Linked DNA regions of Homo sapiens: region 2 is linked to region 1. A link is an interaction called in ENCODE POLR2A ChIA-PET data of the cell type or tissue named here. Cell type or tissue: GM12878. All regions are shown on one strand.

The links. ChIA-PET counts read pairs that join two places held together with the same protein. Peaks named below come from ENCODE experiments on the same cell type or tissue, not always from the same donor. Only the 100,000 strongest peaks of a DNase experiment are listed, where the experiment ranks them.
Region 2: POLR2A ChIA-PET joins it to region 1 with 7 read pairs; 4 of 35 experiments call an interaction of 5 or more read pairs at or near these places.

What each region holds. Positions count from the first base shown.
Region 1 is chr3:12,998,155-13,006,154 of GRCh38, reverse strand. The region is part of intron 1 of IQSEC1 (IQ motif and Sec7 domain ArfGEF 1); the gene reads left to right. Among named protein-coding and RNA genes, the nearest start is that of IQSEC1, 71 kb to the left of the region's middle. RefSeq lists a silencer at 4,632-4,926. In GM12878, no CTCF peak of the experiment used is centred here; DNase peaks (open chromatin) are centred at 3,414 and 6,537; H3K4me3 peaks cover 387 bases; H3K27ac peaks cover 4,864 bases.
Region 2 is chr3:13,427,425-13,435,424 of GRCh38, reverse strand. No RefSeq gene overlaps it. Among named protein-coding and RNA genes, the nearest start is that of NUP210, 11 kb to the right of the region's middle. In GM12878, no CTCF peak of the experiment used is centred here; no DNase peak of the experiment used is centred here.

The DNA of each region.
Region 1 (8,000 bases):
CTGGGTACCAGGATGGGAGGAATTTGTGGTCATATTTGGCAATCACAAGATATGTATCATTAGGATTTTGCTGGGCTGTTATTTCACACAGGTTGGGGTGAGGGGAGTAAGCTCTAAAGTCATTATATACAAAGTCAAAAAGTTACTATCATAAAATTCCCCTTGAAGAGCCCTTAAGTTGCTCATATCAGACAGAGTACCTGGTTTTGTGTGCACTGCTCTGGGCAGTGGCACTCTGTGTGCTGTGATGTGTGCAGATGCCTGGACCGGACCAGGGAGGGAGCTGAGGCTTGTCCAGACACTGCAGCCTTTGCTCTGCAAGGGGGACCCTCAAATCCTTGCTGAGAAGGGAGGGGGAGCTAAGCTGGCTGGCTCACCTTCAGGGCCATTTCCATTCCCCGTCCCTACGAAGCCTCCAGAGCCAGGCTGCCCAGAGCAGTAGCCACCAGCTATAGGTGGCTATTTAAATGTTCACTGATTAAAATTCACAAAATGAAAAACTCAGTCTCCATCACCCCAGCCACATCCTGAGTGCTCAGTGGCCACACAGCTAGCAGGTGGAGAGCTGGGCTCAAAGCCCTCAGCCAGCCCAGCCTGCTGTGAATGTCAGCCCCCTTGTCCAGGCGCCTCCTGCCTGCCTGCCTCCGTGGTCACCCAGCTACGTGCTGACTGCCCAGGACTCCTGAGAGACTCAGCCTTGGCCCAGCTGCTGCCTTGGAGGACTGCTGGTCTGCTGGGGGCAGGCAGGCCAGTAACACTGGGGTGCCTGGCTCTGGGCCCCCAGATCCCCTCATCTTCCAGAGCCCTGCAGAGCAGGGAGCCCTGGGCTGCGGTCTCCACCCGAGGTCCAGCAGTACAGGCCTCATCCTCTGATCCTTCCCCCACACCGTGAAGTATGGGAACTCCATTTGCACTCCCGGGCTTTTCAAGTAAAGGGAAGAGACCTGTTTATCATCAGAAATTATGAGACACCCCCTGCCCCCATGCCATATTAACCCCACACACAAGGGTTAATATCCAAGATTGAAAAACTACAGGATGACAGGAAGCTGTTAAGAACCAATTTTTAGATAACTTTGGAGTCTGTGAATTTTATTTATCAAAGCAGCTTCTATTTTGGTTTGAAAGATGTTCACGTGTGAAACATAGTATTTGTTTGGTCTACCAGCAGTGTTGGCTGCACATACGGGATGAGAGATCCCCTAAAATAATTCAGGGGTTCCCAGCTTGGGAATCCGTGTAACCTCCAGGAGCTGGAGTCCCTGAGCAGCTCCCAGGAGTCAAGGGCTTACTGGTGGAGGTGGAGGCTACCTCGTGGATATTTGCGTGGCCAGCACTGTGGCTGGCCCGATGCTGGGTTTTTGGTGGGAGGTGAATTAGCCTCCCCCCTTGATAATGCTTCCCTCCATCCCTGCAGCCCCTCACCTGGACAGCCCCCAGCCACCCTCCCTCCCACCTACTCTTGCTGATTCCGTTCTGAGCTTTGCTGGTGGAAAGTGGCCCTGCATAGATGCCCTGTCCCTGCTCTGGGCCTTTCGAAGCCTGTGGGCCCCAGCGGTCAAAAGCTCTTTGCTGTGTGGAGACAGTTTGACTTCCTTATAATCCAAGGAGAGGGAGGAGGGAGGCGGGGAGAGTGCACAGAGGTGATTCAGACACAAATCCCTGCCCTCCAAGGCTCCAGATCTGGTGGGAGGCTGGGGCCTGGGTGTAGCTGAGGGGTTTCCACATCGGCTTCCCCCTCCTGCAGAGCGCTCCCCCGGCCCCCAGCTGCATCTCAACACCTGAGGGCAGGGATTTGATCATCTCTGCTTCACAGCTGATTACCCTTGCACATGATGGCACCCAGGAAATATTTGTTGGGTAAATGACTGAATGAATGCAAGCTATGGCATATACAGACACATGCTCTCACCCTACCCTCTGGCTGTGTCTTTGTCTTCTCTTTGGGGTGCAACAGACATGATGAGCAGGGGCACCCTCTCTAGGAACTCTGTTCACAACTAGCTCAGGGCTTTTTCTCCATTCAGGGTCTATAGATTTATTCAAGGTCCCAACAATAATTTTTTAAATGTGTGGATTCTTTAAGAGTTGTAAGTTATTTTGAAGTGATTTCAATCTTAAAGAAGAGTTACAACAATAATACAAAACAAAATTCTCCCGTGTACCATTCACCCAGACTCATCACTAATAACATTCCACCAAATTTTGCTTTCTCTTAAAAACCGATTTTTCCCTTAGAAGCATTTGAGATGTCACTGCAAACATGCCATATGTAACTTTCACCCCTAAATACTGCTCCAGTACATAATTACTAAGAACAAGGACATTCTCTTACATAACCATGGTCCATTAGTCAAATTCAGGAAGTTTAACATGGACATGATACTAGGATCTAAAATACAACTAACTTAAAAGTCACATTTCGCCTGTTGTCCCAGTAATGTCCTTTTTACCAAGCTTTCCTCCCAACCTAGGATCTTATGTTTCATTTAGTCATCACGTGTTTTCTTAAAGCTTTATTGAGGGATACTTTACTCTATGAAATTCACTCATTTTAAGTGTACAATTCGGTTATTATTACTATATTTACAGAATCCTGTAACCATCACAATTTTATTTTTAATCGTTTCCATGGCCCTGAAAATAAACCACATACCCATTTTCCCTCAGTCCCTTGTGCCATCCCAAGTCCTCAACAACCACTTTTTGTCTCTGTAGATATGTCTTTCTGAGCATTTCATATCCTTTTGGAATCATACAACACGTGTCCTTTTGTGTCTAGCTTTATTCACTTAGCGTGAAGTTTTTCAAGGTTCATCCATGTTATAGAATAGAATGTATCAGTACTTCATTCCTTTTTTTTTTTTTTTTTTTTTTTGGTAGAGACAGGGGTCTCACTTTGTTGCCCAGGCTGTTCTTGAACTCCTGGCCTCATGTGACACTCCCGCCTCAGCCTCCCAAAATGTTGGGCATGAGCCACTGCGCCTGGTCTTTCATTCCTTTTTACTGCTGAATAATAACATTCCATTGTATGGATACACTGTAGTTAGTTTATCCATTCCCCGGTTGATGGACATGTGGGTCATTTCCACTTTTTGGCTATTGTAAATACTACTACTATGGATATTTGCATACAAGATTTGATGTGGACATATGTTTTCATTTCTCTTTAGTAGATACCTAGAAGTGGAATTGCTGGGTCACATAGTAACTCTCTGTTTAACTTTTTAGAAATGGCCAAACTGTTTTCCAAAGTGGCTGCATCTTTTTGTTCCCACCAGTGGTGTGTGAGGGTTTCCATTTCTCCACATCCTGTCCCACATTTGTTATTGTCTGGCTTTTTGCTTCTAGCTGTCCTAGTGGGTGGGAAGTCATATCTCATTGTGGTTTTGATTTGCATTTCTTTGATGTGGAACATCTTTTCATGTGCTTATTGGCCATTCATATGTCTCCTTTGATGAAATGTGTATTCAAACCTTTTGCCCATTTAAAAATTGTATTGTCTCCTTGTTATTGAGTCATGAGTTATTTGCATACTCTACATACAGGTTCCAGTATCAGTTATATAATTTTCTCAGTTTCTCAGTTCCTTTTTTTTTTTTTTTTTGGAGATCAGGTCTCACTCACTCACCCAGGCTGGAATACAATGGCATGATCATGGCTCCCTACAGTCTCGAACTCCTGGGCTCAGGCAATCCTTCTGCCTCTGCCTCCCAAAGTGCTGAGATTACAGGCATGAGCCTATGCAGGGCCTTATCTTTTTACTTTCTTGATGGTGTCTTTTGAAGTGCAAAAGTTTTTAATTTTCATGAAGTCCAATTTATGAATTTGTAATTCTCTTGCTTATGCTTTTGGTGTTGTATCTAAGAAATCATTGTATAACCCAAGGTCACAAAGATTTCTTCTTATGTTTTTGTCTAAGATTTTTATAGTTTTAACTCTTTCATTTAGGTCTTTGATTAATTTGAGTTAATTTTTGTGTATGGTGGGAAGCATGGGCCCAAATGTATCCTTTTGTGTATAAATAGCCAGTTGTCTCAGCACTACTTGTTTTTTGTTGTTGTTGTTTGTTTGTTTGTTTCCAGATGGAGTCTTGTTCTGTCACCCAGGCTAGAGCACAGTGCCTAGATCTCAGCTCACTGCAACCTCTGCCACCCCCCACCCTGCCTCCGGGTTCAAGTGATTCTCCTGCCTCAGCCTCTGGAGTAGCTGAGATTACAGGTGCACACCACCACGCCTGGCTGATTTTTGTATTTTTAGTAGAGATGGGTTTTCACCTTGTTGGCCAGACTGGTCTGGAACTCCTGACCTCAGGTGATCCGCCCGCCTCAGCCTCCCAAAGTGCTGGGATTACAGGCGTGAGCCATCGCGCTCGGCCAGCACTACTTGTTAAAGAAATGATTGTTTCCAATGAATTGTCTTGGCACCTTGTAAAAAATCATTTGACAATATTTATTATTATTTTTGACCACTCCAGCTAAGGCCAAGACAATACATTTTTAAACATCATTTTCGTGAAGACGAAAACTCCTCCCCCATTTTAACAAAAGCATGCTGCAGGTCATCTGGACGACCCTCTACCAACTGAGCTCTGCTCCCTGATGTTCGTGGCTGCCTTTTCTTTATGAACATGTGGTCATCACAGGACCTTCCAGTGTAGCAGCGTTTACCACTGGATGCAGTGTTTCTAAAAGGTGGGGCCTGATGGAGCTTGGGAACTGTATTCTTAGAGGCCCATCAGTTCTTAAGTTTGAGAAACCCCTAATATAGAGCCATTTCTCAGACGGGAGAGCAGAGTTCCAGATAGGGAACATGAAATGTCCAACCTCATGCATCTATCAAGTGCCCACAAGCCAGCACAGGCAGTGTGGGGTAATGATAAGAACTCACTTAGGATCGGGCATGGTGGCTCATGCCTGTAATCCCAACACTTTGGGAGACTGAGGTGGGCGGATCACTTGAGGCCAGGAGTTCGAGACCAGCCTGGCCAACATGGTGAAACCCCATCTCTACTAAAAATAAAAAAATTTAAAAAAAAAGCTGGGCATTGTGGCAAGCACCTGTAATCCCAGCTACTTGGGAGGCCTGAGGCAGGAGAATTGCTTGAACCCAGGAGGTAGAGGTTGCAGGGAGCCAAAGTCGAGCCACTGTACTCCAGCCTGAGTGACAGCACACGCCTCTGTCTCAAAAAAAAAAAAAAAAAAAAGACTCACTTGGGTAAGTCACTCCCCATTCCTGAGCCTCTGTTTTCTCACCTGTAAAATGGAGGGCACACCACCCATCTCAAAGAATCTGCAGGAATAGAGATAGTTTGGATAAAGTATCTGGCACAGTGCTCTCTGACACAAAGTGGGTACCAGTTCATGGAAGTTGTGTTTATTGCAAGCCTGGGGCTGTGCCCACCAACTGGCCCTCCTTCAGCCCTCCCCTCCACAGTGCCTACTCTCCCCAGCAGGGCAGCCCTTGAGGGCTGGCTCCTGGCTTCAGCCTTCCCTCTGCTGCATATACCTCACCTGTCTGCTTACAGGGCATGGCTCTGTAGCAGGCCCTGTGCTCGTCCTAGTAAAGCAGTGATGAAGCAGACTCTATTCCTGCTTTCAGGGACCTTCTGGGCAGGTGGACAGAACCATTAGCTGATGACCACAGAACAGCATGGTAGCTGTTATTTTTATTAATAATAGCTAACATCTATAGAATTTCTGCTCTGTACCTGGCCCCACTGTCTCAAGATGTACAGGACACTGTGGGAGCCAAGAAGATGACGTCTAGAGGAGGTGACATTTTTAGAGCTGGATTTAAAGGATGGGTTTGGACTTCAGCTAATATACAAAGAGACATGAGCTTTCTATGAATTTTTGCCCATTTGATGGATGAAAATGAGATTATCATTTGATTTGTGTTTCTGTGTAAGGTCGTACATCTTTTTGAATGTTTACAGGCCATTTGTATTTCTTTTTCACTGAACTACCTGGTCAAATTGATTGGACATTTTTATTTTGAGTTGTTCATTTTTTTTGTTTTTGATTGATTTGGAATAACTCTTTATATATGGAGGAAACCAAGGGAATAGTATGTGCTAATACACAATGATATGAAATAGTACAGTGTGCTTGAAAAGCATTAGGTTTAGCCTAATTTTGAGAGACATAGTTGAAGATAGAGCTAAGCAGGGAGGCAAATGCTAGTTCCTAAGGAGCTTGGACTTTATTACACAGGACATAGGAGCTACAGAAGCGTTTAGAGCAGGGAAGGGATGTGATCGAATGTGTATTGTTGAAAATTACTTTGATAAGGGACAATAATGGACAGAGTGAAGAGCTAGAAGGGACAAATTGAGGCCAGAAAGTACAGGAGCTTGAATGTCCCCTGAAGAGTGTCTACCTGGTTTGGTGGGCAGTAGGGAGTCACAGAAGGTTCTGGGTAATGACCGATGGTGAACTGCAGAGACAATGGGAACTGAGAGTTGCCTGCTATACTTCCTGCTTTGTGGACAGCTATAAAGTGCAGGGGGCGGGACGGAGGCCAAGGCTAATCTCTGGGTGGGGTGAGCGGTTTTGTTTCCCAACATGACGCTTTGTTCCCCTAGATGTCCCCGCCCCACGTGGGCGCCCAGTGCTGTGTCATCTGTCCCCACACCACAGGACTGACCTCCAACCCAGACAGACGAGACCATTGCCAGGGGTAACCTAGAGAGGAAATATGAACTAAGAGTTTCCAGGCAGGGCACTGGGAATGGGAGAATGAAGAAGGAACAGCACACTGCCGAGCTGGGAGGGATTTTAGAAGTCATGCAAGGCAGTTTACCCTCAGCCCTGCTCCCATGAGCCCAAGGACAGGGAGTCCCTACCTCCCCAGCAGCCATTCCATATCTAAGTGGCTCTTCCAGGGAGAAGGTTCTGGAGCTGGTATGGCATCAGAGTTGTAAGGAGTCTTAGTACTCGTCTTATGCTTCTTGATAGAGGGGACCTTGAGGCTCAGAAGGGACACCTGCCTTCCTGAAGTCACACGGGGAGTCATCCTGAGTGCCACAGCAGGCTCTTAGAAATCAGGCTTCTCAGCTCCCCACTCAGAAATTAGTTTTAAACATAATATTTTACAAACAGTAATACATGCATGTAGTAATACATGCAAAAAATACTTAAATGAAACATTTCAGTGAAAAGCCAGTCTCCTTTCCACTCCATCCCCCAGGGCACGAAGACGTCTAGGGGGGCAAAGCTTCATGTTGGGAAACAAAACCACTCAACCTACCCAGAGATCAGCCTTGGCCTTGATCCTGCCCCCCGACCCCCCACTTTATAGCTGCCCACAAAGCAGGAAGTGTAGCAGGCAGCTCTCCATCCCCACTGTCTCCACAGTTCACCCTCGGTCATCACCCAGAACCTTCCCCAGGGCATGGCAACATGGCAAAACCATGTACCAGTTTCTTGAGCATCTTTGTCAGAGACAACATATGCAGGTACCAGCAGATATTCTATACCCCCTCTTTTTTTTTAATTCCAGATTTTTATTTTTATTTAAAAAAAATTTTTTTAAGAGGGACCCTTGCTACATTAACCCAGGCTGCTCTTGAACTCTTGGCCTCAAGTGATCCTCCCACTTCATCGTCCTGAGCAGCTGGGATTACAGGTAAGAGTTGCCACACCTGGCTTACTCCCTCTTTCTTACATAAAAAGTAACATACCCTACATCCTTTATTGCACCTACCAAAATATCTTGGGGATTGTTCCTTATCATATCAGTCCATGTAGAGATGCCACTTTTTTGTTGTTGTTTTTGTCTTGTTTTGTTGTTTGTTTTTTTTGAGACAGGGTCTCACTCTGTCACCCAGGCTGGAGTGCAGTGGAGTGATCACAGCTTAGTGCAGCCTCAGTCTCCCCTGGTTCAGGTGATCCTCCCACTTCAGCCTCCTAAGTAGCTAGGATTACAGGCACATGCCACCACACCCAGCTAATTTTTGTGTTTTTAGTAGAGACGGTGTTTTGCCATGTTGCCTAGGC
Region 2 (8,000 bases), 430 kb before region 1:
CTCACTGCAACCTCTCCTTCCCAGGTTGAAGCAATTCTCCTGCCTCAGCCTCCCAAGTAGCTGGGATTACAGGCATGCGCCACCATGCCCGGCTAATTTTGTATTTTTAGTAGAGACAGGGTTTCTCCATGTTGGTCAGGCTGGTCTCGAACTCCCGACCTCAGGTGATCCGCCCGCCTTGGCCTCCCAAAGTGCTGGGACTACAGGTGTGAGCCACTGCGCCCGGCCTCTTTGCCTATTTTTTAATTGGGTTATTGGTATTTTTATTGCCGAGTTGTAACCCAACAACTTTAAAAAAATGAAATATAGAAAAAATGCTTAGAACTGTGCCTGGCGTATGGTAAACACTCAAAACATGAAATATAAAAGACAGAGTGATCACGTGTAGGAAGGGTAGCGTTTCTTGCAACTTTTGTTGCAAGTTACATAAATACATGTGTGAATTGGATTACACATGAATTGTATTTCTTACTCTGGATTGTGCATAGAAAAGTTCAAATCCCATTATTCTAAGAAATGAATTTAGGTGTATTTCTAGGTCATAGAATATGCTCATGTTCAAGTTTACTATGTACAGATCCAAGATCTCTCTCCATAATTCAAAAAGCCAAAAAAACTCTAAACCCGCTTTTCCCATTAGGTTGCAACCAAGTCCTCTGGCAGTGAAAACTGACCTAAAATGAGCTGAGGCTATTTAAAGTCTCTATCCCATTAGTGTGAATATTCATGTCTCATTGCAGAAAAATCAATGTATTGACAATAAGATGCTGCTCCTGAACCCACTAGGAGTGGTAATGTAAAAATAGCACAGGCACCTTTTACCTATCAAGCTCAAAAAAAAAATCTGAAACACATGTAGGAGCTAAGGGAAAACTTCCCTTTCATCCTCTGAAGTTTTGCTGAAAAATAAACTGATAAAAGGCAGACTCGTAGGAGAAATGGCATGCACGTTTATTAACATGCATGGGGGGAAATCACAGACTGATTGCTCCACTGCACCATGGGGTACAGATGCTTATATACCCTTCTTCTTAGGGGAAAGGGAGATGGCAAAGTGTGGATAAGGTTAGGGGGTTAGTATATGATTTTTAAGGGGAATTCAGTGGGCTTGAAGAGTATACAGAGGCCTGGGACAAAGTCTGTTGGGCCTGCAGTGCAGACAATGGTTTGTGACAAGAGTCTGTCTAGCTGTGTCAGAGGTGTTTGAAACAGAGCAACTCCATCTTGAATAGGGGCTGGTTAAAATGAGGCTGAGACCCACTAGGCTGCATTCCCAGATGGTTAGGCATTCTCTGTCACAGGATGAGATAGCAGGTCAGCACAAGATACAGGTCATAAATGTAATGGCCCAAGGGGTTCATCTTGCCTGCTGCCTAGGCTAGACAGAGCCGATTTATCAAGACAGGGGAATTGCAATTGAGAAAGGGTAATTCACGCAAAGCTGGCTGTGCGGGACCGGCGTTCTATTATTACTCAAATCAGTCTCCCTGAGCATTTGGGGAGCAGAGTTTTTAAGGAGAACTTGGTGGGTGGGGAGAAGCCAGTGAGCCAGGAGTGCTGATTGGTCAGAAATCAAATCATAGGGAGTCCGAGCTGTCTTCTTGCGCTCAGTCTGTTCCTGGGTGGGGGCCAGAAGATCAGATGAGCCAGTTTATTGATCTGGGTGGGGACAGCTGATCCATTAAGTGCAGGGTCTGCAAAACATATCAAGCACTGACCTTAGGAGCAGTTTAGGAAGGGTCAGAATCTTGTAGCCTCCAGCTGCATGACTCCTAAACCGTAATTTCTAATCTTGTGGCTAATGTTAGTCCTACAAAGGCAATCTAGTCCCCAAGCAAGGAGGTCTGCTTTGGGAAAGGGCTGTTACTGTCTTTGTTTAAACTATAAACTAAGTTTCTCCCAAAGTTACTTCAGCCTACGCCCAGGAATGAACAAGGACAGCTTGGAAATTAGAAGCAAGATGGAGTCAATTCTTTCACTGTCTCAGTCATAATTTTGCAAAGGCAGTTTCAATCCCTCCCTTTGGGTTTTATAGCACCTTAATCTTAAGGTGTAGGCTATGAAGATGGGAAAAGACCGTCGATGGCTCTGGCTTCTTCCTGCTGACGGGATGTAGTGGGAATGGGAGTGAACCCCAAGGTGAGAAGAATGGAACCCCAAGGTGAGAAGAATGGAACTGTTTTGCAACTGTCTTGAGCGTACTCATGCAGGCCTGGCTGGGCTTCTGAGGCTCGCGTGGCAAAAACATTAGTACTCTCAGCTATAGTTTTACTACAGTGTTTAAGTGAACAGCCTACTATAAGGTAAAATAGTGAGTCCTAGGATAAGGAGTACAATTCCCAATTTTAAAAGCAAAGATTTGAAAGCATTAGTTTGGGGACTTCTAACCCACAAGGAATTTAGAATTTAGTCTAAACTGCGGAAAAAAACCTCAAGAACAGCTAACAACAGTATACTACAGTTTTTCTTTTTTGTTTGTTTGTTTGTTTGTTTGTTTGTTTTGAGACAGAGTCTCACTCTGTTGCCCAGGCTGGAGTGCAGTGGCATGATCTTGGCTCACTGCAAACTCCACATCCAGATTCAAGCAATTTTCTTGCCTCAGCCTCCCAAGTAGCTGGGATTACAGGTGCATGCCACTACGCCTGGCTAATTTTTGTATTTTTAGTAGAGATGGGGTTTGGCCATGTTGGCTGGGCTGGTCTCAAACTCCTGACCTCAGATGATCTGCCTGCCTCACCCTCCCAGAGTGCTGGGATTACAGGCGTGAGCCACTGTGCCTGACCTAGTTTTCTTTCGAAGCATAATTTTTCTCTCTCCAGTCCCCATTTTTATTAAAAACAAATCATGATAGAACTGATTTGTTTACAAAATAAACTTTAGTCTTACTGTACTTGGCCTGATTATTTGCATAAAGTACAGCAAGAATAATTATTTTTCACTTAGGATATTTTAATTGGCTTTGATAGAACTCTGTTCCATGAAGAATCTCAAATAAGACTTTTAAAAGCTGAGCCCAGCCATGGGTTTTTACCCTCAAATACCTATGAGTTGGGCAAACTCCTCTCCTCTTGAGGTCCCAAGATAACTTGGGATTCCTGGGTCTGTTAGAAAGTGACATTGTTTATTTACCACAGGTCAGGAACTTTGTACAGGGACTCTGCGTGGACAAGGTATGAGGCCACATTCCCTAATGGGCTTTAACTGGCTCTATAAGTCAACTTTGATTCTTTAAAGGAAGTATACCATTCCATTCAAAGCCTTGGTAAAATAACCAATTTTTCCAATTGTGTCCTGTTACAAAAGAAAGCAAATTCTTATTGCACTTGTGTAATTAACTATACTGCCATAAATTGAGTATATTCACAAATAGTTCCCAAATTCTGAAGAAATCAAGTAGAGAGGAACAAATATGCTCCAAATTTTGTTCACAGGAGTATATATATATACACATACATATATATATACACACATACATATATATATACACATACATATATATACACATACATATATATATATACATACACACACACACATATATATATATATATATATATATATATTTTTTTTTTTTTTTTTTTTTTTTTTTTGGGAGAGAGTCTTGCTGTGTCCCCCAGGCCGGAATGCAGTGGTGCAATCTCGGCTCACTGCAACCTCTGCCTCCCAGGTTCAAGCGATTCTCCTGCTTCAGCCTCCTGAGTAGCTGGGATTACAGTGCCACCACACCCTGCTACACTCCCACAAGCACCATGACAGTTTACAGATGCCATGGCACATCAGGAAGTTACCCTATATGGTCTAAAAAGGGGAGGAATCCTCAGTTCTGGGAATTGCCCATCCCTTTCCCAGAAAACTATAATCCCAGCACTTTGGGAGGCCAAGGTGGGTGGATCACGAGGTCAGGAGTTGGCGACCAGCCTGGCCAACATGGTGAAACCCCGTCTCTACTAAAAATACAAAAATTAGCCAGATGCGGTGGCAGGTGCCTGTAATCCTAGCTACTCGGCAGCCTGAGGCAGAAGAATTGCTGGAACCCGGGAGGCGGAGTTTGAAGTGAGCCAAGATCACACCACTGCACTCCAGCCTGGGTGACACAGCAAGACTCCGTCTTGAAAAAAAAAAAAAGGGCAACCATAGCCCTCTGGGCTGCTCTGCCTATGGAATAGCTGTTCTTTATTCCCTTACTTTCTTTTTTTTTTTTTTTTTTTTTTGAGACGAAATCTCACTCTGTTGCCCAGGCTGGAGTGTAGTGGTGTCGTCTTAGCTCACTGCAACCTCCACCTCCCAGGTTCAAGTGATTCTCCAGCCTCAGCCTCCTGAGTAACTGGGATTACAGGCATGCACCACCATGCCTGGCTAATTTTTGTATTTTTAGCAGAGACAGAGTTTCACCATGTTGGTCAGGCTGGTCTTGAACTCCTGACCTCGTGATCCACCCACCTCGGGCTTCCAAAATGCTGGGATTACAGGTGTGAGCCACCACTCCTGGCCTCCTTTACTTTCTTAATAAACTTGCTTTCACTTTATGGACTTGCCCCAAGTTCTTTTCTTGCATGAAATCCAAGAACCCTCTCTTGGGGTCTGGATCCAGACTCCTTTCCATAACAGGTGTGTTTGTCAGAGGCATGTGAACCAGAGCAACTCCTTCTTGAATATGACCTGGGTAAAATGAGGCTGAGACTTACTGGGTTGCATTCCCAGATAGTTAAGGCATTCTAAATCACAGGATGAGATAGGAGGTCGGCACAAGACACAGGTCATAAAGACCTTGCTGATGAAACAGTTTGCAGTAAAGAAACCGGCTAAAATCCACCCAAACCAAGATGGTGATGAGAGTGACCTCTGGTCATCCTCACTGCTACACTCCCATCAGCACCATGACAGTTTACAAATGCCATGGCAATGTCAGGAATTTACCCTATATGGTCTAAGAAGGGGAGACATGAGTAATCCACCCATTGTTTAGCCTGTCATCAAGAAATAATCATAAAAATGGGCAACCAGCAGCCCTCAGGGCTGCTCTGTCCATGGAGTAGCCATTCTTTTATTTCTTTACTTTCCTAATAAACTTGCTTTCACTTTATGGATTTGCCCTGAATTCTTTCTTGTGTGAGATCCAGTAACCCTATCTTGGGGTCTGGATCGGGACCCCTTTCCTGTAACATGTTGACAGACTTTGGTTTTTCTTCCTGCAATATGGGTTCAGTTAATGAAAAAATGGCAAGGGACTGGAGATAATTGTTTTCTTCTTTGGCAGGTCCAGACTTTAGACAGATAAGGGAACTTCAGAGAACAACTTCATGCTGTGCTTTGGGACAGACAGGAGTGGGAGAAAGGTCAGCGAGACCTTGAGGCTGCTTCTTCAGCTGAGTACTTCAAAGCTCCATATTTTGGGGTATCGGTTGCTGAGTCCCAACAAACATCTGCTCTCAAAGATTTTCAGTCAAGGCTTGCAGACGTATGTAGCAAAAGGCTGTCCAGATTGGCTGGACTCAGCCGGGTGTGGTGGCTCTTGCCTGTAATCCCAGCATTTTGGGAGGCTGAGATGGGTGGATCACCTGAGGTCAGGAGTTCAAGACCAGCCAGGCCAACATGGTAAAACACTATCTCTGCTAAAAATACAAAAATTAGCCGGCCGTAATGGCAGGTGCCTGTAATCCTAGCTACTCCAGAGGCTGAGACAGGAGAATCACTTGAACCCAGGAGGCAGAGGTTGCAGGGAGCCGAGATCCTGCCATTGCAGTCCAGCCTGGGTGACAAGAGTGAAACTCTGTTTCCAAAACAAAACAACAACAACAAAAAAAAACCACACACACACAAACAAATTGGCTGGACTAATTTATGCTTCTACCAGCGACATGAGAGAGTTCATTTTCCTCCATCTTTGCCCAGACTTGATGTTGTAAGACTTGAAAGAAAAGTTTTGCCAATCTGATGAGTGAGAAAAGACAGCTTGTTGCTGTTTTAATTTGCATTTCCCTGGTTACTGAGAAGGATGAGCAGGTTTTCACATGTGTGTTGACCATCCGAATGTCCTCTTCTGGGAATTGTCTGTATGTATGTCTACCCATCTTTTCATTCTTATTTCTCCCTTTCTCAATACACAGAGAAGTACTCAGGGCCCACAGTGTAAAAATGGCAAGAAAAGGTTTCTCTCCTCTCCCCAACTAATTAAAATTTAAGCTCACGGCTGGGTGCCGTGGCTCATGCCTGTAATCCCAGCACTTTGGGAGGCCGAGGTGGATGGATCCCTGAGGTGAGGAGTTTGAGACCAGCCTGGCCAACATGGTGAAACCCCGTCTCTGCTAAAATACAAAAATTAGCCAGACGTGGTGGCGCATGCCTGTAATCCCAGTTACTCAGGAGGCTGAGGCAGGAGAATTGCTTCAACCCGGGAGGTGGAGGTTGCAGTGAGCTGAGATTTCACCACTACACTCCAGTCTGGGTGACAGAGTGAGATCCTGTCTCAAAAAAAAAAAAAAAAAAGTTAAGCTCATACAATTTCTAAAGAATGCAAAACCCCCAAACCTAAATTACTCAGCCAAGACAGGTTATGACTTAAAAGATATTACAGACCAGGTGCGGTGGCTCACGCCTGTAATCTCAGGACTTTGGGTGGCTGAAGCAGGTGGATCAGAGTTCGAGACTAGCCTAACCAACATGGTGAAACCCTGTCTCTACTAAAATACAAAAAATTAGCTGGGCATGTGGCAGATGCCTGTAGTCCCAGCTACTCAGGAGGCTGAGGCTGGAGAATCGCTTGAACCCAGGAGGCAGAGGTTGCAGTGAGCCAAAATGGCACCACTGCACTCCAGCCTGGGTGACACAGTGAGACTCTGTCTCAAAAAAGAAAAAACAAAAAAAAACACATTACAGTTTAACACAGTCTAATGTGTAAGCATTGAGATATTGTCAACCATTTAGCTGAATTTCCCTGGCTAATCACTCAAATGATTAACTTAAGCCTACTTAAGTAAGCCTACTTGAAGTAAGCCTGCTCCTCGAGCTGAGAGGAAGACTGGGGCATCTTACAGGAAGTCACCCTCCCTCTGACAAGACAGGAAGACACCTGCCCACTAAGAAGAAGTCTCAGGTGCAGGGCAAACAATCTGAAAGCTGCAAGATCAACAAAAGAAAAATTGTTGCTTCCTCCTGGGTGAATATAATGGAAAATTATGGAAAACCTAAATTCCTATTTGATCATTGTGTTGGCGAGGCTGTGGGTGAAATGAAAGTTTCCTAACATGTCTTTTGTTGTCTGGGCATGAATTTTTATTTATGTGTCACATACACTCTTGTATACATACTCATTCGGGATGAAAGGACTACACTCAGAAGAATGAAATGAGTAGAATATTCTGGTCTCAATCAGAATAAGTGATTATTTTTATTAGAAGAATCCTTTACTGTTAATAACTTTTTTTATATTAACTGTATCATTTATTTATTTATTTATTTATTTATTTAAAGACGGAGTCTTGCTCTGTCGCACAGCCTGGAGTTCAGTGGTACGAACTCGGCTCACTACAACCTCCACCTCCTGGGTTCAAGCGATCTCTTGCCTCAGCTTCCGGAGTAGCTGGGACTACAGGTGCCTGCCACCACAGCTGGCTAATTTTTGTATTTTTAGTAGAGACAAGGTTTCACCATGTTGTCAGGATGGTCTTGAACTTCTGACCTCAGGTGATCTGCCCGCTTCGGCCTCCCAAAATGCTGGGATTACAGGTGTGAGCCACTGCACCCGGTCTTCCTTTTTAAGACTAAATATTATTCCATTGAATGGATAGGTCACATTTTGTTTATTTATCCATCAATGGATGAATTGCATGGCTTTCACTTTTTGGCTATTGTGAATAATGCTGTTATGAACATGGGTATACGGTTATAGGGCTTTCAGTTGTGTTGCGTATACCCAGAAGTGGGATTGCTGAATCATATGGTAATTCTACATTTAATGTTTTGAGGAAATATACTGTTTTTTATTGTAGCTGCATCCTTTT